5 separate regions of the Homo sapiens genome follow, and regions 1, 2, 3 and 4 are each linked to region 5. Evidence: read pairs that join two places in POLR2A ChIA-PET (ENCODE). Cell type or tissue: PC-9. All regions are shown on one strand.

Evidence for each region. Peaks named below come from ENCODE experiments on the same cell type or tissue, not always from the same donor. Only the 100,000 strongest peaks of a DNase experiment are listed, where the experiment ranks them.
Region 1: POLR2A ChIA-PET joins it to region 5 with 5 read pairs; 4 of 35 experiments call an interaction of 5 or more read pairs at or near these places.
Region 2: POLR2A ChIA-PET joins it to region 5 with 8 read pairs; 1 of 35 experiments calls an interaction of 5 or more read pairs at or near these places.
Region 3: POLR2A ChIA-PET joins it to region 5 with 6 read pairs; 2 of 35 experiments call an interaction of 5 or more read pairs at or near these places.
Region 4: POLR2A ChIA-PET joins it to region 5 with 5 read pairs; 3 of 35 experiments call an interaction of 5 or more read pairs at or near these places.

Annotation. Positions count from the first base shown.
Region 1 is chr11:74,606,538-74,611,537 of GRCh38, reverse strand. POLD3 (DNA polymerase delta 3, accessory subunit) reads right to left here. Exons shown (of 12, transcript NM_006591.3): 4 at 1-39. Among named protein-coding and RNA genes, the nearest start is that of POLD3, 16 kb to the right of the region's middle. In PC-9, a CTCF peak has its summit at 39; a DNase peak (open chromatin) is centred at 7; H3K27ac peaks cover 716 bases.
Region 2 is chr11:75,425,702-75,430,701 of GRCh38, reverse strand. KLHL35 (kelch like family member 35) reads left to right here. Exons shown (of 7, transcript NM_001039548.3): 2 at 72-953; 3 at 2,076-2,260; 4 at 4,064-4,182. The coding sequence starts at 73. Among named protein-coding and RNA genes, the nearest start is that of KLHL35, 5.0 kb to the left of the region's middle. RefSeq lists silencers at 150-389, 470-519 and enhancers at 2,184-2,478, 2,204-2,498. In PC-9, no CTCF peak of the experiment used is centred here; DNase peaks (open chromatin) are centred at 427 and 2,331; H3K4me3 peaks cover 2,605 bases.
Region 3 is chr11:74,518,805-74,523,804 of GRCh38, reverse strand. No RefSeq gene overlaps it. Among named protein-coding and RNA genes, the nearest start is that of LIPT2, 28 kb to the right of the region's middle. In PC-9, no CTCF peak of the experiment used is centred here; no DNase peak of the experiment used is centred here.
Region 4 is chr11:74,632,238-74,637,237 of GRCh38, reverse strand. POLD3 (DNA polymerase delta 3, accessory subunit) reads right to left here. Exons shown (of 12, transcript NM_006591.3): 10 at 2,543-2,655; 11 at 963-1,041. Among named protein-coding and RNA genes, the nearest start is that of POLD3, 42 kb to the right of the region's middle. In PC-9, CTCF peaks have their summits at 2,189 and 2,388 (motif pointing left); DNase peaks (open chromatin) are centred at 447 and 2,527; H3K27ac peaks cover 902 bases.
Region 5 is chr11:74,752,735-74,757,734 of GRCh38, reverse strand. All of the region lies in intron 1 of RNF169 (ring finger protein 169), which reads right to left. Among named protein-coding and RNA genes, the nearest start is that of RNF169, 6.4 kb to the right of the region's middle. RefSeq lists enhancers at 1,785-2,406, 2,406-2,985. In PC-9, no CTCF peak of the experiment used is centred here; a DNase peak (open chromatin) is centred at 2,684; H3K4me3 peaks cover 2,410 bases; H3K27ac peaks cover 3,218 bases.

The DNA of each region.
Region 1 (5,000 bases), 150 kb after region 5:
TTCCAATTTATCTTCTCTCACTACTGCAACCTTGTGGCACTGTAAGAAAATAACACTTTATTAGTGCTTAATGTAAGAATCTGCAATTTTAGTTTCCTTGCTCCAATAATTCAATTGTGCTTGGATGTGAAATTAGGAAAACACCAGGCACTCCTTAAAACATATGTTATAATTTAATAAAGTCAGACTCACTTTTAATTTGCTTACTTTCAGGAAAAAAAATAATAATTTGCTTATCTTAAAACTTCTCAATAAGGTTAAGGAAAGTGATCTAGCACAGATTTCAGTACTACAATTAAAAAAATACAGCATCTCAAATCAGTGTGAGCAAAGGCTTTTTAGTGAGTGATTTAATAAGAATTACTGTATAATCACATGGAACCAGATAAAAATTGGATCTGTTCCTCACATCATATACCAAAATAAATTCTAAATGGATTAGAGATTTAAATGTAAAAAATAAGGCCGGGTGTGGTGGGTCACGCCTGTAATCCCAACACTTTGGGAGGCCGAAGTGGGTGGATCACCTGAGGTCAGGAGTTTGAGACCACCCTGGCCAACATGGTGAGACCCTGTCTCTACTAAAAACACAAAAATTAGCTGGGCATGGTGGCAGGCACCTGTAATCCCAGCTACTCAGGGGGGTGAGGTAGGACAATCACTTGAACCTGGGAGGCGGAGGTTGCAATGAGCTGAGATTGTGCCACTGCACTCCAGCCTGGGTGACAGAGTGAGACTTGGTCTCAAAAAAAAGAGAAGAACACATATATGCACATGAAAACATGTGTGAATTCTATAACCTGCTATAAGCTAAGAAAGAGGGAACATTTCCTAAGTATAATTCAAAATCCAGAAATAACTGAAATAATCTATTTTAAAAAAGCAACTTTTAAATGAAAAAAAAACGTAAGTACAAAAACAAATGATAAAGCGGAAAAAAACTGCAACTTACATCACAAAGGGTTAATACACAACTTCTAAAATTAAAGAAAACAAAGACTAACAACTCTTTAGAAAATGGGCAAGAAAGGCCAGATGTGGCTGCTCATGCCTGTAATCCCAGTACTTTGGGAGGCCGAGGCAGGCAGATCACGAGGTCAAGAGATGGAGACCTCCCTCGTCAACATGGTGAAAACCTGACTCTACTAAAAATACAAACATTAGCTGGGCATGGTGGTGCATGCCTGTAGTCCCAGCTACTCGGGAGGCTGAGGCAGGAGAGTCACTTGAACCTGGGAGGCAGAGGTTGCAGTGAGCTGAGATCGTGCCACTGCACTCCAGCCTGGTGACAGAGTAAGACTTCGTCTCAAAAAAGGAAAAAAAAAAAAAAGGGCAAGTGGTAGGAACAGACAGTTCACAGAAAAAGAAATATAAATAGCCCTAAAACATATTATAACATAATGCTATATGGAAACAGGCACTCTCATACATTGTTGGTGGGAACAAGAAGCAGAGTGATATTTGGCAACATCCAACAAAAGTACACATGCACTCACCCTTTGACCGAGCAATCCTACTCTAGGAATGTAACCCTAAAACACACTAGCAAAAATATACAAAACACACAGACACTAAGCTATTCACTACAGCACTATTAATATTTGTAATAGCCAAAGATCATAAATAACAACTACCAATAAGGGATTGCTGAATAAGCTAAGGTATATCTATCAATGTGGCACTATGTGGCTGTAATAATTAATGAGGAATATTTCTATAACTGCTGTGGAGTGATGCTCTGAATCTGTTATGTAAAAAAAAGCAGAGTGTAAAATAGTTTGCACGTATGAAAACATTTATCTAACAAAGAGAGGCAAAATGAATATATATTTTCTTATATTAAAAATATATACAACAGGCCAGGCGCAGTGGCTCACGCCTGTAATCTCAGCACTTTGGGAGGCCGAGGCAGATGGATCACGAGGTCAGGAGTTCAAGATCAGCCTGGCCGAGATGGCAAAGCCCCGTCTCTACTAAAATACAAAAAAAATTAGCAGGGCGTGGCGGTGGACGCCTGTAATCCTAGCTACTCGGGAGGCTGAGGTGGAGAACTGCTTAAACCTGGGAGGCAGAGGATGCAGTGAGCTGAGATCACGCCACTGCACTCCAATGCTTGGCCAACAGGCAAAAGTCCATCTCAAAAAAAAAAAAAAAAAAAAAAAAAATATATATATATATATATATATATATATCAAAAACAATGGAAGGAGAAGGCAAACTCAATGTAACAGTTACCTCTAAGGGAAAGGAGGGAACCTATCAATTGAAAGCAAAATGGAAAAAAAAAATTGAATTGAACTAGATATTGAATTGGTGGCTTCAGTACAGTGAGGAATTATTTCAAGTGATTCTAAAATACAGGATGACTGTGCATCCTTAGCAGGACATATCCTACAGACAAAGAACTGCAAAGAAATCTTATTTTCAGTAATCAAATTGTTGGTAATAATACAGGTTTTGCTTTTCTAAACCTCGTGTATTTGTCTAAAGCAAATAGATATTTTTGTTAATGTTCGGAACCACCAAAATTCACAACATAAAAAAAACAGCAATCTAAACATCAAATAAGTTTTTTAAAAAGTGTAACCATAAGTTTGAGCTGGGATTATTAATGTTCTCATAATGCATTTTCTCTTAAAACTGGCACTCCTAAAAATGTCATTTTCATTGGTTTATTCAAGGGAAGAAAAAAGTCATGTTCCGTAAAACTGCACACTAAAAATTACAGAGCTTATTATAAAAATTACAGACCATTAGGAATGAACCACTCAAAACCAATGCAGCTTTGCAGTAAGAGCCCTAAAAACAGTAATTCGCACCTCATGAGAAGATCTGAATAGACCAGACAGGTCCGTGTGGCTATATACTGCCCTGGGGGATACTGAAAGTACATAAAAACAACAGAATGGAAATGCCAGCTGGTGCTAAAACAATGCAGACCAGAGTGGAGCTCTGATTCAATGGGTTCCTATTAAAGTGGACACGGGAGTTAGGGAGCATCCACAAACCCAGAGCCTAGGAGGGGGTAAGCCCTCTGTTCTTAGCATAACAGGGAAAACACGGCTAGTTGATGAGAGAAAATTATTCACAGAAAAATTACAGCTAAAAAAACAGAAAGGCCAGGTGCCGTGGTTCATGCCTGTAATCCCAGCACTTAGGGAGGCCGAAGCAGGAGGATCACTTGAGCCCAGAAGTTTAAGACCAGTCTGGACAACATAGTGAGACCTCGTCTCTAATAAAAATAAAAATAAAAAATAAGCTGGGCATGGTGGTGCATGTCTGCAGTCCCAGCTACTGAGGAAGCTGAGGCAAGGGGATCGCTTGGACCCAGGAGTTCAAGGCAAAACATCACCATTTTGTAACCTTTAGTGAATTAATGATTTAGGCAATGATTAAAACTAATCTCAGCTAAAATCATTAGATGAAAAGCTAACAGGGAACCCATAAAGCATAGATCAGGTTGACAGTTCTTCACATTACAAAAAGAACCAACCAAACATTTCCTTGAAATTTTCAAATAATCCTCTGGAAGAATCTCTGGGATGAGATTTGAAGGAAGCTTTCACGTTCTATATATTGTTAAACATTTTTTATAATAATCATTGGAAAAATAAAAATTATTTACATTTAAAAAAATCCAGGCCAGGCACAGTGGCTCACTTCTGTAATCCTAGCACTTTGAAAGGCCGAGAAGGGCAGATCACTTAAGTTCAAGATCACTTGAACTTAGAAGTTCAAGACCAGCCTGGGCAACAGGACAAAACCCCATCCCTACAAAAAGTACAAAAATTAGCTGGGCGTGGTGGCAAGCACCTGTAATCCCAGCTACTTGGGGGGTTGAGGCAGGAAGATGGCTTAAACCCAAGAGATTGAGGCTACAGTAAGCCGAGATTCTGCCACTGCACTATAGCCTGGATGACAAAGTGAGACCCTGTCTCAAAAAATAAATAAATAAATAAAAAATAAAAATAAGTCCAGGCGCGGTGGCTCACGCCTGTAATCCTAGCACTTTGGGAGGCCGCGGTGGGTGGATCACAAGGTCAGGAGATCGAGACCATCCTGGCTAATATGGTGAAACCCGTCTCTACTAAAAATACAAAAAAAAAAATTAGCCGGGCGTGGTGGCGGGCGCCTGTAGTCCCAGCTACTCAGGAGGCTGAGGCAGGAGAATGACGTGAACCCAGGAGGCAGAGCTTGCAGTGAGCTGAGTTCACGCCACTGCACTCCAGCCTGGGCGACAGAGCAAGACTCGGTCTCAAAAAATAAATAAATAAATAAATAAATAAATAAATATATAATAATAATAATAAATTCCATACAAAGCTGCGTAATGTCTTTTTTCTTTCTAGAAGCACTAAAAACTTAAAAAGGAAATTATTAATAGAAGAATTAAAAGAACAAAACCTGATCATATTGCTTAATAATCTGCCTTTCCTTAGGAGGATTCCCTTTAAGGGAAAAAAGGCATAGGTAAGCATCCACATTTGGTCAGTTCGTTCTACAGGGTTCCACAGAGCTTCCCAGTGAGGCTATTGGGAGGGCAGGTCCAGGGCTCTGAAATCCTCACAACCACTTCAACCACAGCAACCCCACTCTTAATAAATTTTATATATAGAACTCTGATTAAGATTTTGTTTGAAAAAGCACTCTGCTGCTAAAAAAAGATAGGCAGAATTTAAATGCCATCTTATACTTAGAAACAGAAGACCTTTTTATAAGCAAGCCATGGCTTAGTTTTTAACTGATTATAGGTTATACATCATTTTGAAAAATGGTCTCGGAAATATGCACTGAGGAACACAATTTGAACACTTTCAGTGTCATCTAAGAAAACTCTAGACTTTGAAGACCAACCATGAAGACCATCTAAGAATCCTAAATTAAGAGCCCCTGTTATAATGGGTCAGTTTGAGTAAAAATCTACATTATCTCAAAACGTAAATTCTTAACTTTGGATCCTATTCCAGAAGATCCATGAACTCAAAATTTTATGAATGTCA
Region 2 (5,000 bases), 670 kb before region 5:
TGAGGGCTGTCGCCTCTCCCGGGCGCAGCCAGGTGGCTTCCCCGACGCTGTTTGTGTTCTCTCCCCGGCAGGATGCGGCAAGGCCATGCGCCGGAGGAGTCGGAGCCGGGCTGCGAAGCGCCGTGCGCGGGTCCGTGCCACGCGCAGCGCGTGCTGCAGGCCCTGAACGCCTACCGGCGGAGCGGCACCCTCACCGACGTGGTGCTGCGCGCCGGCGGGCGCGACTTTCCGTGCCACCGCGCGGCGCTCAGCGCGGGCAGCGCCTACTTCCGCAGCTTGTTCGCGGCCGGGCGGCCCGAGCGCGGCCCGGCCGTGGTGCCAGTGGTGCCAGTAGCTCCCGAGGCGCCAGGCACGAGCCCGGCCGGGGCGGCGGCGGCGCTGGCCGTGGTGCTCGACTACGTGTACGGAGCGGGCGTGCGGCTGCGCGCGGAGGACGAGGCGGCGGCCGTGCTGGCGCTGGCGGAGCGGCTGGGCGTGGCGGGCCTGCGCGAGGCCTGCGTGCGCTTTCTCGAGGGCCGCCTGCGCGCCGCCAACAGCCTAGCGCTGCGCCGCGTGGCCGCCGCCTTCTCGCTGGCCCCGCTGGCCGAGCGCTGCGGCCGCGTCCTGCGTCAGGCCTTCGCCGAGGTGGCGCGCCACGCCGACTTCCTGGAGCTGGCGCCTGACGAGGTGGTGGCGCTGCTGGCGGACCCCGCGCTGGGCGTGGCGCGCGAGGAGGCCGTGTTTGAAGCGGCCATGCGCTGGGTGCGCCACGACGCGCCGGCCCGCCGCGGCCAGCTGCGACGCCTGCTGGAGCACGTGCGCCTGCCGCTACTGGCGCCCGCTTACTTCCTGGAGAAGGTGGAGGCGGACGAGCTGCTGCAGGCCTGCGGCGAGTGCCGCCCGCTGCTGCTCGAGGCTCGCGCCTGCTTCATCCTGGGCCGCGAGGCCGGTGCGCTGCGGACCCGGCCGCGGAGGTAGGGCCGCCATCCCCTAGCTTCCCGCCCTCCGTTCTTCCCGCCTGCTTCCACCGCTCATTCATTCTTTCATCATCTTTTAGTACTGCCTCTTGATGATATTCAGTCATTCGTTCAACATTTTAGAGGCTCGGTGCCCATAATTCTGCCCTTGAAGAGTTAACAAGCCAGTGAGGGAGATGCAGAGACCCCACAGCTGCGCACACTCTCTTTGGCCCATGCAACCGTAATTCCGAGTACTTACTACTCTACGCAAGTTCTGTGCAGGGTGCCGGGATGCGGAAGTGATTTGAAAACACTCTTTGCCCTCTGGGAGCTCGCAGTCTAATGAGGGATAGAAATAGGCAGGGGCATGGGGAAGTAGTGAAAGCAGCCTGCCCCACCTTTGGAAAGCCAGACTGGGAGGCTCTGGGCAGAGTAGCCCTTAATCATGCCCCCAGAGACGACACTCTCTCTAACACTAAGCACAGGGCCTGGGACAGAGATCCTCAAATATGTGCCAAAGGAATTAGAAAACCAATGGCTAAAAGGGTATGGAAATTCTGGTGGCGTCAGATGGTGGGGTCAGTGAGAGGGAAGAATGATTTACTGAAAGGGTGAGTTATCCGGCTTAATGGAATTAGGGATGAGGGGATGTCATAGGAGGAGGGAGGCAGCAGAATCAGCGGTTGGAGGTGAGAAAAGGGTGTTGAAGATGAGTTAGCGACAGACAAACCTGGGCTTGAATTCCAGCTCTGACGCTTAATGGCTTTGGGCACGCCATGGTATGTGAGCCTCAGTTTCCTCCCCTGAGAAAGGGGTAATAATCCCTACTAATAGAACTGCCATACAGATTAAACGAGGTGATTTTTCTAGGTGAGGGCAAGGGCTCTGTAAAGATTTTTTTTTCTGTAGTTTAGAGGTCAGCAGAATGCGGTAAGCATTAGCGATTCTCTTCCCAGTACCCACAGGCAAAGTTGGAAGTGGCAGGGTCTAGCGGGATTGAGGCCGGGGGATCGGGTGGGCGGGGGTGATGGCAGAAACGCATGAAAGGGCAGCGGGACCGTGCAGTGTGGTCGAGAGGGTAAGAGAGGGCCGAACTTGGGTGCGGCCCAACAGGCACTGGGCTTATCCGCACGCCAGATTCATGGACCTAGCTGAAGTGATCGTGGTCATCGGCGGTTGCGACCGCAAAGGTCTCCTGAAGCTGCCCTTCGCCGATGCCTACCATCCAGAGAGCCAGCGGTGGACCCCACTGCCCAGCCTGCCCGGCTACACTCGCTCAGAATTCGCCGCCTGTGCTCTCCGCAATGACGTCTACGTCTCCGGTGAGGGCGGAGCCGCAACGGGAGCTCACACGGGATTGACTAGTAGCCTCCGCACTCCACCCCCTTTGCTTTTCCCTCCAATCGGGAGAGAGGGGCGGGATGTTTTCTGATAACCTACAGTTATTGGCTGAAGTGAGCAGGGCTAACTACGCGTGTGACCCGCCCTTTATTCAGGAATGTTAACTTCAATACATATGATTACTTTTTGTTCTGAACCGGCTTCCTAAGGAAGTCAATTCGTATTAGTATTAATAATCACTTCAACTAGCCTACTATGTGCCGAACATTATGCTAAGAAGCTTACATTCGTTATCATTAAATCCCCCTACAATGCTGTTTTACAGATAAGAAAGGCTCGGAGAGGCTCAGAATTTCCCCCATTGTCTCAAAAATGGCAAAGCTAGGAGGAACACACATCTGTTTGATACCAACAAACTGTGTCCTCCCTAAGGCTCAAGCCCTAAAGACTCAGAGAAGCATAAAACACAGTCCTTGCTCCCCTGGAGTGTCCTGGAGAGGAGAGAGACTTCACTTTTACTGCCAGGCAGAATGTGATCAGAATTCTCAGAGTCCCCAGATGATCTGGAATGCCACTCAGGGAATCTAGCCAGGGTTCATAGAAGAGATGACTTTTCAGCTGGACCTTGAAAGTTGGAGGGAACAGTATGGGCAAAGGCACAAGGGCAGGGACATGCAGAAAGGAACCCTGGGGACTCAGGGCTCTGAAGTGCAGGTTGAGTATCACAGGTGAGGCAGGAGTCAGATCAGGGAGGCTTTGAGTCTGGGGCTAGGTGGATTGACCTTAATGTTGTAAAGAACTATGGGTGCCTGCAAAGAGTAAGGAGCAGGAGAATAAGCCAGGGAGGCCTCACAGACCATCCAGGCCACAGATTACCACTGGACAATTTATCCAAGGCCATTGATGGCTCTGAGCAACATGTGGGGCCTTTGTTGGGTGCCACTAGGAATAAACAAAGATGGGGCTACCAAACAGATGTGGCTCTGGTCACAGGCTCAGGCTGAAGGGTGCAGTTAGGGTTGTCCCCAGGGAGGCTCCCATTGAGAGGTGAATCCCTGGCCAAGATCCCCAGGGTGGCCAGACATGGGAAGGGAGAGTCCACATCCTGCATCCCCAGTACCTGGCCCCATAGGGCATGCCATGTCCTCCAGCAGCACCAATGCTGGGCCTGGAGCCAGAAGCTCTGGTTCTGGCTCTGACAAAAGGCCATGTAGTCTTCAGCAGGTCATTGTTGGTCTCTAAGTCTCATCTGAGTTTCTTATATGTAAACTGGGTCTAATATTCCCAACACCTCATGGAGGGATGAGATCAGAAATGAAATTGTGCAGGTGAAGGCAGAAGGGAGGGAGGGTTATTGGGTCACCCTCTACCTATCCTGGCTCCCAGTGCAGCTGGCTCTGCTTTTCCTGGATCCCCAGTACATTCCAGATGCTTGCCTTAGGTACCCTTTGTACTCTTACCTTTAGTACAGCGGCCCCCTCTTTGCTTTCCTGAGCACAGAGCCTGGCACACCACCACCACCACCACAAGGTGCCCGGCGAAAACCAGCCCCTTCTTCCTGAATGTGTCAGGCTTCTCCCCTCGAGGGTCGTAACTCAGACATTCCCACCACTTATTCAAAGCACACTGGGTCACAGGTCCAGAGTCTTACACCAGCTCAAGAAGTCCTCCTGCTGCCTTCCCTTAACCCTTCCTTTGGATCTGGGGGCCCTAGTTTCTAGCTCTTTGGGGGTGCTTGGGATAGCAAGAGAGCCGATGGGCAACAGCTGCTTCTCTCTCCCTAGGAGGCCACATCAACAGTCATGATGTGTGGATGTTTAGCTCCCATCTGCACACCTGGATCAAGGTAGCCTCTCTGCACAAGGGCAGGTGGAGGCACAAGATGGCAGTTGTGCAGGGGCAGGTAGGCACGAGCTGCAGCGGCTGCCCTGGGACACAAGGTACAGATCTGTGGATGTGCTGGAGGGAGGTTCTCTAAAACCCTCTCTTTGTAAGAAGGGGTCTGAAGCCCCCCAAAAAAGGAGACTTGTCCAAGGTCACATAATAATGGCTGATGCTAATAATAATAGCAATTACTGTAATAGTAACAGCCTGATGGTCAAGGGTATGGGCTCTGGGGCCATAGAGTCTAGGTTTGAATCTTGACTGTGCCACTCAAGAATAAAAGAATCTGTCGGCCGGGCGCAGTGGCTGTAATCCCAGCACTTTGGGAGGCCAAGGCGGGCGGATCACGAGGTCAGGAGATCCAGACCATCCTGGCTAACACGGTGAAACCCCGTCTCTACTAAAAATACAAAAAATTAGCTCGGCGTGGTGGCTGGTGCCTGTAGTCCCAGCTACTCAGGAGGCTGAGGCAGGAGAATGGCATGAACCTGGGAGGCGGAGCTTGCAGTGAGCCCAGATTGCACCACTACACTCCAGCCTGGGCAACAGAGCGAGACTTTGTCTCAAAAAAAAAAAAAAAAGTCAATTATCTTTGTAAGCTACATCCCGAATTCAGAAACAAAGATGCTTCTTAGAATCAATTAAGTGGGGTGGTAAAGTCTCAATACTAGCTATTATTATTAAGCATCAGCTTGGTGCCAGGTATTTTACAGCTGTAACCATGCAGGTTAAGGTCTCATCCCCGCTAAATGAGAGGAAACCGGCTCAGGGAGGTACAGCAACTGGGTGGAGGCTGCCCAGGTGGTGGCAGCACTGGGCTCGGGGGTCAGTTTGGTC
Region 3 (5,000 bases), 230 kb after region 5:
TACCCAAGTTGTTTAGTGAACCCTGCTAAGGTATCAACCACATGGCTGCAGCAGAGGGTGTATGTTGGGGGGCAGTGGAAAGTGGTAAAGTACACGTCAGCTGTGCCTAACCCTGGAAGATGCAGTTACCTCCTAGAGGCCCTGTGCACTTTTTTTTTTTTTTTTAGCTATATGATAATAGGTTATGGTTCTTCTTTTTGGAGGTAATTTTGACCTAAGGTGGCAGCAAGAAGGACTCCCATTAAACTAAAGGAAGAGACTCTATAAACAATGAGGATTGCTAACCAAGCAACTAACAGCATGTTTCTCAAACTCAAGTAATGGAGGTGCCCCTGTTCAAAATTCTTACAGATTCACCCCAAAGTTGACTTAAATTTTTTTTTCTTTTTTTGAGATGGAGTTTCACTCTTGTTGCCCAGGCTAGAGTGCAATGGCGCGATCTCGGCTGACTGCAGCCTCCACCTCCTGGGTTCAAGCAATTCTCCTGCCTCAGCATTCCGAGTAGCTGGGATTACAGACATGCGCCACCACACCCAGCTAATTTTTGTATTTTTAATAGAGACGGGGTTTCTCCATGTTGGTCAGGCTAGTCTCGAACTCCCGACCTCAGGTGATCCGCCCAGCTTGGCCTCCCAAAGTGCTGGGATTACAGACGTGAACCATCACACCCAGCCGACTTAAATTATTTTAATATCACTTGTATACTTACAAGCACAAAACTCAGTATAAATTCCTTATGCTAGTAGCTGTTCTGTAACTCTAAACCAAGACAAATGGAAAATAAACACAATTACTAACCCTATAAAATTCAAACAAACATTCTAACTTAGTATGCCAGAAGATGTTTTACTGAAGTTAAATTGCCATTTGAAGCCTGAGTATGGGGCAGACTGCTATGGCACAGGCTTTTTTAGTACAGCACACCCAGAGCACTGTAGACTGCAGGCAGCTCCCACTGTGCTTCTCTGGTCAAACTCCTGGAAAGTCTTCATTTTGACCGTGCACCAAGTCCCCATTTGACTTTTACTTGGCATAGAAGTATCATTTACATTAAGCCCACCTCTATTTTCCTTGGTTGGGCTATAACAATGAACGTAAAGCACTATCTGGCTTCAAAGTGATCAGAAACACAAAGTCAGTGTCCAAATGCCATGGCAGGTGGTAGCCTTCCAGACAATTCAGAACATGCTGATTTTGTTTGGATTACCATCAAAATGAAACATAACATTTAGAAGTTTTCACAGACACATTTCAGGCTCCTCACAATATATTTATTTATTAACCTTGAGGGGTTTATAGTCCCAGGTCTGAGAAACTCTAATCTAATCATTTCCAAAACCCTGGGATGTGTTTACCTGAATTGCTGTAAGGCAGGACGTTGGTGCCCTGGGATTGGAATGACTTCATCATACAGCAGCACTTGTGCATGTGCTGTTCTGCTGTTTCCCCTTTTCTCTACCTGAAGAGCTTCTACTTATTGAGTAGATTCTTCATCTGGAAGCCTCTCCTGGCCTCCTCAAGCTGAGCAGGTCTTACCCACGCTGCACCCCTACCATACCCTGCATGTTCAGACCCCAGTTCATAGCCCTTGGTAACATAATCACTCAGTTACCTTCCTCCCTCACCCCCAGGTTCCCTAGATTGAGAGCTCCAGGAAGGTAAGGAATGAGTCTGATCCATTTTTGGTCCTCACTTCCCTACACAGAGCCAGGCTCAAGTAGGAATACTGAGTGGGTAGATGGATAAACAGATGGATGGATGGATGGATGGATGGATGGATGGATGGATGGATGGATGGATGGGCGGGCTGGGTGATCTCTCAGATTCTCTTCCAACTCTGAGACAGTCAGTTCCACCATCCAGCTCAGCATTTTCTTTCCTCACCAACTCCCATTGTTCTTTCAAGGGCTTGAAAAGAGTATATCCTAGAATCATGAGTATTAGAGATATTATCTGAGATGGAAGCACCCTCAGAGGTCATCTGGTGGCTCCCCTCATTCTGCAGATGAAACAGCTGAAGTGCAGAGAGGGAAGGTGACGTGTCCCAGGTCACCCAGCTAGGATGTGAACACACCAGGCCAGAAGCCAGGTGCCCTGATATCCACTTCAGTGTTTCTTCCAGGACATTGTTTATTTATCATTTATTCATTTATTTATTTATTTTTGGTCACAGTTGCCTTGGGGAAAAGCAATGTTCCCTTGTGACCTCAGCTCCCCATGGCAGTGTTTTGGGAACAAACTGGATTCTCACGGTTTTCCCAATGGTGGCAGGGTGCCCATGTCAGGCAAGGTATTTTTCATAATGAAAAAGAAACAAAGATAGCGTCAGACCTCATTTGTAATTTCCCCATAGCAGCCGGAATCTACAATCTCTTGTTTCCCTTCTCAGCTTATTATACTGCCCTTGTCCTTGGTGAAATAGAGCAAGAAGGTGGAGTTGAGGTCTTTAAAAAAATCTGTACTTATTTATTTACGTATGTATTTATTTCTAGATGCATTTATTTTTGCAACGTAGGCCAACATAGACATCCTGCAACTCCCGCCTGCCTTTCCTCCTTAATTTAGATATCTTACTTCTCTCTCATGGCCAAAAACACCAGTGTCATCCCTGACCCCCGGACATCCTTCTTCCTTTCAGGCGGGGAGGCAGCTCGCCTCCTCATGCCTGGGCTTTCCAGAGGGCAGTCCTGGCTTTGACCCCACAAACACCATATCCTCGTTCAACATTTAATCACTTCCGCTCCTGACACCCGTCCTGCTCTCCCTCATCCTGCCTCTTGGCCATGGCCCTGGAACCCAGGTGGAGAGAAATCCAGAAGGGAGGAGGAAGGAAGCTCAGACATATGGATCATCTGCTGTGTACCTGGAACCATGCTGAACCCTTTTTGGGCAGGGGACAATGAGGGAAGATCTTTCATTCAGCGTATTAATTTATTTTTATTGTGGTAAAATATACACAACATAAAATGTATCATTGTAACCTTTTTAAGTGTACAGTTCAGTGGGATTAAGTATATCCACATTGCTACGAACTGTCACTACTATTCATCTCTAGAATATTTTTATCATATAAAATATAACAGAACCTCTGTACCTATTAAACAATAACCCTCATTCTCCCTCTCCCCTCTCCCTGACACACTTTTATACACATTATTTCATTCAGTCCTCACATCCACCTCGTGAAGCAGGTACTGTTATCTCCATTCTCTCACCTGAGAAATCTGAGGCTCAGAAAAGTGAAGCAACTTCTCTGAGGTCACTCAGCTCACAAGACTCCAGGCTGAAATTCCATTCTGCCTGACCAGGGTCACCCTTGCTTTGCATTTGTGTGCTTTTTCTCAGGCTGTGAAAGAGCAAGAAGTGATGTGGAAAGAGTGGTCTTTGCTGTTAAAGAGCCTATTCTTTCAAGAAGACCAAGTTTAGTCTGTCTAAATTTGTGACTTCCACATGCACAGAAGTCATGGAGTGAGGGTGGGGCTGTGGTAAATCCAGTCAGGATGCTGCCTCACCATCTAGTCCTTTAAGATTTACTAGAACTGCTCCATGCCAGGGCCTTGCTTGGCCCAGAGAGCCACCAGCCCCTGTCCCTGACCGGGAGGAGTTCACAGCCTAGTGCAGAAAGCAGGGATCTAAACAGAGATGCACAAGGCAGCGTGCTGTCCTCTGTTTGGAGGAGCCATGGAAAACAGGGTGGGAGGCCTCAGGAGGCAGAGATATGCGAGATGGCCCTGAAGGACAAAAAGGAGGGTGGCCAGTGGAGAAGACATGAAAGGGCATTCCAGGTAGAGGGAATAGTGGGTCCTGGAACACAGAGTGATCAGGGATCCTGGCAGGGAGCTGGAGGGAGTCACGTGGAAGCTGAATGATAACCTAAGGGAACTGCAGGGCCAACCTAAGGGAGTTTGGACTTGATTCCGCAGGCAACAAGAGTCAACAAGCTCCATCTCCAGCTCAGACCTCCCCTTTCAACTTCTAGCCATAAACCTTTGACTCACATGCTTCCTTCCCCAATTCTATCAGAGGTGACATTTAAAATATTGAGGGTTACAGGCACTAGCAAGTTCCCCTGGATTTGGATCAGCATCCTGAAGACCCATTACTGTGCCAGTGATGTGCCAGGTATTAACCATTTAGTTGCTGGAGAGTGGGAGGATCTGAGGATCCCAGGGTGAGGGCCAGGTAGCTTGGTGGCAAGAAGGCTCAGAGCAGCAGAGGTATTTTTTTTTTAATCAGTATTGCACTCCTGGAATGCACCAGCTGAATACCAGCCTTGCCCCGACGAAGCCTAATCCTCCTGGGCTTTCCTCATCTCTGTAAATGGCACCAGCATCTGTCATTTACCTACTCCTGCAAGAAACCAAGGCATTATCCTTGGGGCCCAGGGTGGAAATACAGTAGGGCCCACATGTGATAAGTCTAAATATTTAAAAGTTACGCATCAAGTTAAATAAATTATTTATTAAAAGATAAAGTCAGCCTGGCATGGTGGCTCACGCCTGTAATCCCAGCACTTTGGGAGGCTGAGGCAGGTGGATCATGAGGTCGAGACTGAGATCATACTGGCCAACATGGTGAAACCCTGTCACTACTAAAAACACAAAAATCAGCTGGGCGTGGTGGCATGCGCCTGTAGTCCCAGCTACTTGGGTGGCTGAGGCAGGAGAATCGCCTGAACCCAGGAGGCAGAGGTTGCAGTGAGCCGAGGTTATTGCCACTGCACTCCAGCCTGGCAACAGAGCGAGACTCCGTCTCAAAAAAAAAAAAAAAAAAAAAGATAAAGTCTTCCCAAAAAGAAAAGAAAAAGAAAAAAACATTTAAAAACACACACAAAAAGATAAAGTCTTCTTAATTAACTTTACTGAGGTACTGAGGTGTATTTGCATACCGCAAAATGCACATACTTTAAGTACATACTTTGAGGAGTTTTAACAAATGTATATATCTGTGTAATCACTGCCCCAATCAGTTATTGATACAGAATATTTCCATTACCCTAG
Region 4 (5,000 bases), 120 kb after region 5:
CTTCACTAGTTTTAAGAACCTGGAAAGGTTGATTCTTCAGAGCCAATCTTTTCAAAACAAGTCTGAACTAGGAAAAAAAAAAATCAGTAACAGGGAAAATAATCTTCTCTGAAGATCCAAGCTGTAGCAGGTGCCACAAAAGGCAAAATGACAACCATGGGCTATCCAACTAACAAAGGTAAGAGCCTAAACCCACAACTCTTTTCAAACACAAAAATACAGTACCAGGATCTGAGCATCCCATCAAACCTCAAGTGCTAAATCTTAAAAGCTCCACAGAAGTCTAGTGTGATTATGGAAAGGGTAGAAGAAGCTAAAACATGGCTGAAGAACTAGCCAATGACTCAAAGCCTGAACTCTAATTCCTCCCTAGGCCTTCATAACAAGCACATGCTTTTACCTAACATGGCTTACAAATAGGAAACATAAAGGAAGCAATCTCGATGAGTCATACCCTTCTGAAGAACAAATGGAACCAAATACCAAAGATGACTCTTGATTACAGTCTAATCATCTGTAGCTTCTTTTCCACTGTTCAAATTTATAAAAACAAATATTCTAGAAAAAAAAAAGCTTCTCAATGTCTATGATAACATCTTAAGCCCATACTGTGGTTTCCATCTTGTTTTTGGATATATTTATGCCACCTGAATCTTCATAACTGCACATTTAGGCAAAATAGATATTCCATAGATAAGAAACTCTTCACCAGGGACGACATAACTTTTAGCCAAGATCTCAGTGCTTATTTTTATAGTCTATGACCTAAACAAGAACCTAGGTGTTCTGACTTACACTCTGCTACACAAAGTGTATGCCATAGACAAACAGCATCAGTACCACTTGGGCATGATTCACATGTAAATTAAAGTTTGAGATGTACCTGTTCTAAAAGGGATTATGGTGCCTCTGTGGTAATAAGAGATTCTATCTCTGGATTTGGAGCCAAATATTTGTCTTACCTATGCAGCCTTCCCCATCCAGGTAAGTTTTAGATTTTAGTACGCGTTTTCGTTTTCTTTTGTTTTCTCCACTTGAGCTCTAAAAGGTCAGAGGATACAATGTTAAGCTGGATCAATTATGTTATACAGAAAAATAACAAAAGCTTTTAAATCTATACTAATCACTCTCCAATACTCCATTATGATAAAAAGTTGAAAGAGAAACTCTACATTAGTTTTAGAGAACCAACCCCATCACACAGACAAGTTACGCCCACTATATACACAGGCTTGATACTTCATTGTTCATAAGAAGGAAAGTAGCATGCTGAAGAAAGAACTGTGTTCTGTTCATTCAGTCAATAAACTATTGTTGGGTAGTGCAGGCAGCATGGTTAAAAAGACATATAGGATAAGGACCTTAGTGGAGGAGAGAGAGAAGGAAAGCAGACCACTGCAATACAGTGTAGTGAGGGCTGAGACAGATATTATGGGAGTACACAGGGATGGCCCCTAAACCACACCAGGGATTTCTGTGGCATATGCCCTTGCTGTAGATACTTGCTATGTCAGCCTTCACATTTCTTGTCTTCTTTTTTTGTTTGTTTGTTTTTTAGAGACAAGTTCTGGCTCTGTTGCCCAGGCTGGAATGCAGAAGTGCAATCATAACTCACTGCAACAGTCCAACTCCTGGGCTCAAATGATCATCCTACCTCAGCCTCCCAAGTAGCTGAAACTAAAAGGCATGTGCCACCATGCCCAGATATTTTTAAAGTAGAGACAAAGTCTCCCTGTGTTGCCCAGGTCTCAAACTCCTGGACTCAGGCATTCTGCCCACCTCAGCCTTCCAAAGTGCTGGGATTACAGGTGTGAGCCAACACGCCTGGCCAGCCTTGACACTTCAACATTATAGCTATCTAATTTAGTCTCAAAATAGGTATTACTAGTATCAACTTCCTTTTATCTCCACTGGTCTCTTTCGTCCCATTTTCTCTTCAGCTAATGAGGAAATCAGCGTAAGATTTAAATGATGGTCTTAACACAATGAATTAAGAAAAACTAACAGCCACAAAGGAAAAAAAAATTGTCAGCGACTATTTTTTCAACTCTTCATTATCTACACTAATAGGTGTAGATAAGATGCAGCTGAAGAGCGTTCAAAGCTATATTTCCCCTTTGGTTGACAGTTTTCCCATCCAGCCCTTTTCCAGAATTGCTTCTGAAGAGCAACAAACGTGTGTTAAGTTGTTTGTTCCCCTCTGTCTTTCACGTGTTGCTCTGATGCAGGGGGGATCTCTTTTTACACCATTCTAACAGGAGCTGTACAGCACAGCAGAGATGCTGAAGGTCATGAAAACAGAACAGCTCCCAGGTTCCACCTCTGCAACGTTCCTGAGACTATACCCACTAGCAAAATCTCCCTTCAGGTAAGAATGGAGGGAACGCCCATTCTGTACAACCTGTAGGACAGCAGAATGAGACAAGAGCCATCTACTGGCATTTGTGAAGTATACAGCAAGGGAACTAATTTAGCATAGTGGTTGTAGGTCCTTAAGACACAAAGGATGCATGGACATGCAAGAATCCCAGTATAATTTTACCTTGACAGAAGGAGGTTCAGGCTCAGTCTTTGGCACTGGTTCAAGAGGTGGAGACGGAGGAGGAGGTGGGGATGGTGACTCAGCTTCATAAGCCCCAGGAGAGTCTGGAAAGACTGAAATAATGAAACGGACTTAGATCAGAGAACTACAAGCACTATCTGGTATAAAGCCTTCTCCATTGGTTCTCTAAATTGACATGTCCAGCAAAGGGGATTTAGCAAGCAGTAATTCATGACAACCAAGAACTCTGTAGTTATATAGTTATCTTTAAAATACATATTTTATTAATTTTATACAAATAAAATCAGAGAATCAAGAATTATTACAGCCGGAAGTATCTTAGCTAAATATTTTCTTTTATAGCTAGTCAGGTTATGAAGTTGGTTTACAAATATCCACTTATCGCCTTTCATATGCCATGTATTTCACTTTATTCTTACAACAACTCTAAGAGACAGATTTTCTTATTTGCACATTACAGTAAATAGAGGTTCAGAGGGGTTCCTAAACTTGCCAAGGTCACACAGCTTATAACTGAGACAGGAGGTTTTAAGCCTAAGTCAATCCAATTCTACAGCCTTGCTATTCCAACTATCCCATGCCGCCTTACCATTGAGGACAAGACATTATCTCTCAAGATCTATGTGGAGATAATCCTCAGGTTATAACAAATGTTCCATGCCAGAGTCTTTCACTGTGACCTAAGGGTTACTTTTAATCACCTGAGATGTTTCTTAGACTGAAAATTTCCAGCTGATGTTAACAGTATAAACTTGGAGGTGGGTGAAGTCATCTTTTAAACAATTATCATTATTTAAGCTCTGACAACTAGGACCTACTTAATATTTTGCATATTTCTAGTGACTGCTTCACTGATAAGGTTTGTTCTGCTACAGTGAGGTTAACAGGAAAGAACACTTTTAGGAAAAAAATACTGCTGTGGAAGTGGCATCACCCAAGAAATGAGCACCACCAGAGGGATCCCATCATTTCTCAACAATTGCAGAATTGGTGGTCTTAGTAAACAGCCCATGAGAGGGGAAGTAAAAATCCTCAACTGACCTATTACTCAATCACCACAAAGAAAGTGCTGGTCAGGGGACCGGGTAGCGACTTAGCCTCACCTGCTCCCTGAATCTCCTGGCTGTATTCAAATTCTTAACACAAGTCTTGGATCTGAAATTCTCCCAACTGATTAGGTCAGTGTTAAAAATTATGACAGTGAAGAGTTCAAGGCCAAATGGCCTAAAGAGGTGAAGCAGAACAAGAGCCAGAAAGAACAATAAATTACACACTTTAAGTATAAAATGGGCCCCAAAAACTTTATAAGCTCTGGGAAACAAGAGAGAGAAACATAAAAGGAAAGCGGTCCGGCTATTAGCCAGCTCTGGGAGGCTAGAACATGATGGGAGCTCAGGCAAGAGAAAAGTCAAACCCCAGAAGCAAGCCTCCATTGTTCTGAAGGAACAGCTATGAAGAAAGCTGGGCCACAATGGTAGATGTGTTATAATGGGAGGAGGAAAATTTAGGCAATGAGGAAGCCAAAGGAATTTTGAGACTCACAGTAATAAACTTAGGCGTTCTTATTCTATTTCCAGTTCTGAAACCAGTTGACTTAACCAAAGAAAACAATCCTAGTGACACCCTCTAAGACCTCTCTCACAGCACTGTAGGCAAATGTTTATCTAGATCCCCACTCTAGACTCTAAGCTCCAAAAAGGCAGAGACACCACGATTTCCCTGGCATAAACATAGAGTAACTGTGTGTGTGTGTGTGTGTGTGTGTGTGTGTGTGTGTGTGTGTGTGTGTGTGTGTGTATTTACTTAAATAAAGGAAAACCACCACTTTCTGAACTAAATTTGGGATGAGGAACATCCAGGTCAAGGAAGACAACATATATCTCTCTCTTCCTTCCACACACTCCCTGAGAGAAACACTGTTGATAATAAATGAGTAAAACATTATAACTCCCCCAAACAGGGAAGAGAATAGTAGAGTCAAGAGTCCTTAATGATTAAGAAATTTCAACAAATCCATGGAAGGTGGAAGGCAGATGGGAGAAAGTTGACAAAAGAAGCATCAGTCAAATTAGATGAGCCAGAGAGTAGAGATTATCATCTATCATAAAACTTCTATTTTTATCTGACTTTTAAAATTGTAAATATCTACTGCTTTGTTTAAACGTGCCGCCATTCATGTACTAGAATATATGTCTGTCTGCCTTAGTCTTTACCAAGCCAAACATCCCCACTCAATACATTTTTACTGACACAGACATAAAGAATGTCCAATGCACTGGTGTATTTTAAACAGATTTGTAGCCAATCTGCAGCTCTTCAAGCAAAAGGTAAGTAATGAAATATCACTTATTCCAGGAAAGCAACCTTTGTTGGGACAGAATAAAAACTGCAATGAAACTAATTTCAGAGATCCAGTGTGTCAAAGAGTTCTCTGGCA
Region 5 (5,000 bases):
AATGCAAATCAAAACCACTATGAGATATCATCTCACACCAGTTAGAATGGCAATCATTAAAAAGTCAGGAAACAACAGGTGCTGGAGAGGATGTGGAGAAATAGGAACACTTTTACACTGTTGGTGGGACTGTAAACTAGTTCAACCATTGTGGAAGTCAGTGTGGCGATTCCTCAGGGATCTAGAACTAGAAATACCATTTGACCCAGCCATCCCATTACTGGGTATATACTCAAAGGACTATAAATCATGCTGCTATAAAGACACATGCACACGTATGTTTACTGCGGCATTATTCACAATAGCAAAGACTTGGAACCAACCCAAATGTCCAACAATGATAGACTGGATTAAGAAAATGTGGCACATATACACCATGGAATACTATGCAGCCATAAAAAATGATGAGTTCATGTCCTTTGTAGGGACATGGATGAAACTGGAAACCATCATTCTCAGTAAACTATCGCAAGAACAAAAAACCAAACACCGCATATTCTCACTCATAGGTGGGAATTGAACAATGAGATCACATGGACACAGGAAGGGGACTATCACACTCTGGGGACTGTGGTGGGGTGGGGGGAGGGGGGAGGGATAGCATTGGGAGATATACCTAATGCTAGATGACGAGTTAGTGGGTGCAGCGCACCAGCATGGCACATGTATACATATGTAACTAACCTGCACAATGTGCACATGTACCCTAAAACTTAAAGTATAATAAAAATAAATAAATAAAAGAATTGCCGTTCTTTATTATGCAGTTTTTCTGAGTATTTGTGTCAGTTTTAGCCATCTTGCTAAAAAGAGAATTTGGGCTCTCCAATCTATTTGCTACAACACTCCCATGGGAGTGATCTCTCTAAAGTTCAAAGATGAATTCCTCTTTGAAACTCCTCAGTGGATCCTCATTCCTTAGCATGGCACTCAAAGTCCACTATTATTCAGCAACTGCCAATTTCTGCAGTCCCACATGCTTCCACTCTCCCACATGCACTCTATACTCTAACCACTTCTGTTTACAATCCCTAGAACGCTCCTTGTTTCATGTTCCTATGCCTTTAAATGTACTATTTCCCTCTCTCATCTTTATTCTGACCTCATCCACCTAATGAATACTGATGGTCAAATGTCTGGCATTCACTGAAGCCATTCCTGACCCATCCAAACTAGATTATCTTCTTTGTGAAAATACCTTACATTTGTTGACCTAGCTCTTCATATACCAAGCATTGTAATAATTCATTTAGTCTTTAACAACAACCTTATGATTTTAATACTATTACTATTCCCATTTTCCAAATGAAGAAACTAAGACACAGAGAGTATCCAATAACATACAGCTATAAATAGCAAAGCTAGAATTTGAACCCAGGTAGTCTGTCTCCAGGTTTTCCTCTATTAGCCTGCTCTATTAATATATACTATACTGCCTTCTACAATTATATCTTGCATAACAGCTATTATAATACTTATAATACCACATTTCAGTTGCATATTTACATCCCAATCTTCCCAACTACACTTTGGGACAGAACCATGCTTTACCTCTATTTGCAGCTCTAGTGCCTAGACCTAGCACACAGAAGACCCTCAAATGGTTACTAAATTAATGAATGACTGAAGTTAACACTGCCACAGCCAATGCTTTAGTCCAGGCCCTCTTCGTCGCTTGCCTGAACTACTAAAACAGTCCCCTAACGACTCCCCACCTCCAGTTTCTACTCACATCTTTCCTCTTCCAACCAATATATATTGTCTTTCTAAAGCACAGTATGATTATGTTATTCCACCACTTAAAAATCTTTAAGAGCTTTATAGGATAAAGTCCAAAATTCTTTTACCCTAATACACAATGGCCTTCATGATCTAACTTCAGTCTCTTCTCTACTTCCCCACTCCAGTCCACACTCCACCTATATTTAGCTTTTTGCCAGTCCCTGAACATCCCAAGCACCTTCAAGCCTTTCTACATGCAGGCTCTTCTACCTGGAATGGACATCCCCTCCTTCCTCATCTGGTGAATTCCTACTCTTTCTTCAACATACAATTCAAATGCCTTCCTCAGGCTTCCTGCAAATTGTCAGTCAGCCCATTCCTCTACTCTGTTAGCATTGTCTGTTTACCTCACTTAACACGTTGTATTGTTATTTGAGTATGTGTTTCCCCAACCACACTGTGGAGTCTTAAAGAAAAGGTACCATGTCTTATTCATCTTTTTTTATTGCATCATCTTGCACAATGTGTGCCCCTCAAAATGCTCACTGAATTAGTGGAATGAAATTTAACAAACATATCCTACATCATATACTCAAGCCAACTCAGATACAAATTAATTCAAGGTAGGCAACTCTTTCAGGATTAACTAGAAGACAGGGAGTGAAAATATGAATAAACAAATACCTCCTAAATTCCTGCTGTTCAATTCTGAATTCATACATTGGAGCTATTCTTCAATAGTAATTACTGTTTAGTTGGTAGAGTGCATGTAATCTCATCAAGAGCTTTAAAAAACATCTTAGCACAAGGCAAATGTTTCCTGTATTGGTATAACACATAAGGACACTCTCAAATTCTCGGATATGTGTCATTAAGGATAAAGAAATGAGTCATTTTACATATTTTAAACAAATCCTTACAGACTAGGGAATTCCTGTCCTCTTGCACTACAATCACATGGTTTCATTATTCATTAGTCCTAAATGTAATTTAGGCTGCACACATAGCAAACATTGTCTGTCAACTGAGTAATAAACCAGAACTACTTGCTTTTCACAGAAAGGGGAAATTTTTTAAATGCAGAAATGTTAACCCTAAGTGAACAGGGAAGTTGAGATGGGATGAGAAGGGATAAGTAAGGCACTATTCAATTGTTTATCTATTCAATTTTCGTGTTTTGTTTATTTGTTTTTCAGAGAGAGTCTCGCTCTGTCGCCCAGACTGGAGTGCAGTGGCGCAATCTCGGCTCACTGCAACCTCTACCTCCCGGGTTGAAGCGAATCTCCTGCCTCAGCCTCCCGGTAGCTGGGACTATAAGCGTGCACCACCACGTCCGGCTAATTCTTGTGTTTTTAGTAAAGACAGGGTTTCCCCATGTTGGCCAGGCTGGTCTCAAACTCCTGGCCACAACTGATCCGCCCACCTCTGCTTCTCAAAGTGCTGGGATTACAGATGTGAGCCACCGCGCCTGGCCTATCTATTCAATTTCTGAAAAGCACTTTTAACACCACGAAGATAAAAAAATTTAAACTGCCAATTTAAAAGATTCACCAGCCTTTGTCTAGCTTTTCTTCAGTCATTACCCATAGCCGAAGAAAAAGAATCCTAAAAAGTAAAAAGGTCTCGGTTTCAAATCTAAAAGCAGTATGATTTGGAATAACCATCCTTGATTTCAAACAGACTAAATGAATTCTTAAAATTCATTAATCATTTTTAAATGATGCTTAAGTGTGGCTGCAATGTATAGTTCAAAATCTACCTATGTAAGCCTGTATGGTAAGTATGTTTTTTAAATCAACAGATAAGGAATGTCTCTAAATTTAGAATATAAGCTCCATGAGAGAGAGAGATCTTTAATATTTCATTCACTAATGTTTCCCAAAGACCTGGCACAGAGTAGACACATATTACATAATTCCTGAATATTGCTCAAAATGGTCCAAATATTTAATATGTCAATATATACGAGTTGCAGATCCTCAAAGAATATGAAGTTGAACTCTGAGTTCATTTTGAAATGATCACTGATGTAGCCTTTACACACACAGTTTCACAAATCAACAAAAACTGATACTATATCCAAAAGCAAACCGTGAATGCATAAAAGAATTAAATAAAACATGTACACAGGGGTCATTAAGGTTCTGAACCTTAAAGCTTGCCAAAAAAGCAGGCAAAGAACAAAAATGTCACCAGTGCAACCAAAATTTTCAAGAAAACACAAACTCTTTACACTTTTTCCACAAAGCAATTCCTAAAGAGGCACTGGACTTCAACAAAATAAAAAAAAAATTAAGAACGTCACTTAAATACCAGTGCATTTACTACAAAATTTCATTTCCAGCAGGCCTGATGTTTCCTTTATCAATTGATCCAACTATGTGATGAGAATACAACTAAGCAATATATCTCTGAATATTACTAAAATTGCTATTAGGCTGGTACAAAAGTAATTGCTGTTTTTGCCATTGAAAGTTATGGCAAAAACCATAATTACTTTTGTGCCAACCTAGTAATCCTGTTGCTGTTTCCACTCATAAAAGCACAATGTAAATATTTATAAAACTGGTATTATTAGTTTTCCTTATTAAAGCTATTATGAACATTTCACTGTGAATTAGGCTGTTTCTGTTGACCCTTTTTCATCTACTATCAACTCATGTAAACTCTTACTCTCTTATCTGTTCTGGGCCTCAGTTTTCTCTTCTGTAGAATGAGAGACATAGATTAAAACAATGGTTCAAGGCTGGGCGCGGTGGCTCACCGCCTGTAATCCCAGCACTTTGGGAGGCCGAGGTGGGTGGATCACCTGAGATCAGGAGTTTGAGACCAGCCTGATCAACATGGAGAAACCCCGTCTCTACTAAAAATACAAAATTAGCCGGGCGTGGTGGCGCACACCTGTAATCCCAGCTACTCGGGAGATGGAGACAGGAGAATCGCTTGAACCGGTGAGGCGGAGGTTGCGGTGAACCGAGATCATGCCATTGCACTCCAGCCTGGGCAACAGAGCAAGACTCTGTCTCAAAAAATAAATTAATTAATTAATAAATAAAATAAAACAATGGTTCAGATTCTGGTGAAAGCTACTGGTGACTTCTCCATAAAAATGCACACATGCATTTACATAATGATTTTATAAACAATTATTTATAATAGCAAAAGACAGGAAACAATCAAAATGTCCACCAATAGGTGGTTAATTATGCTATATCCACTCAGTAAAATTCCATACAACATACTGCTGTGGACTTTGATGATGTATTCTTAAACCAAAA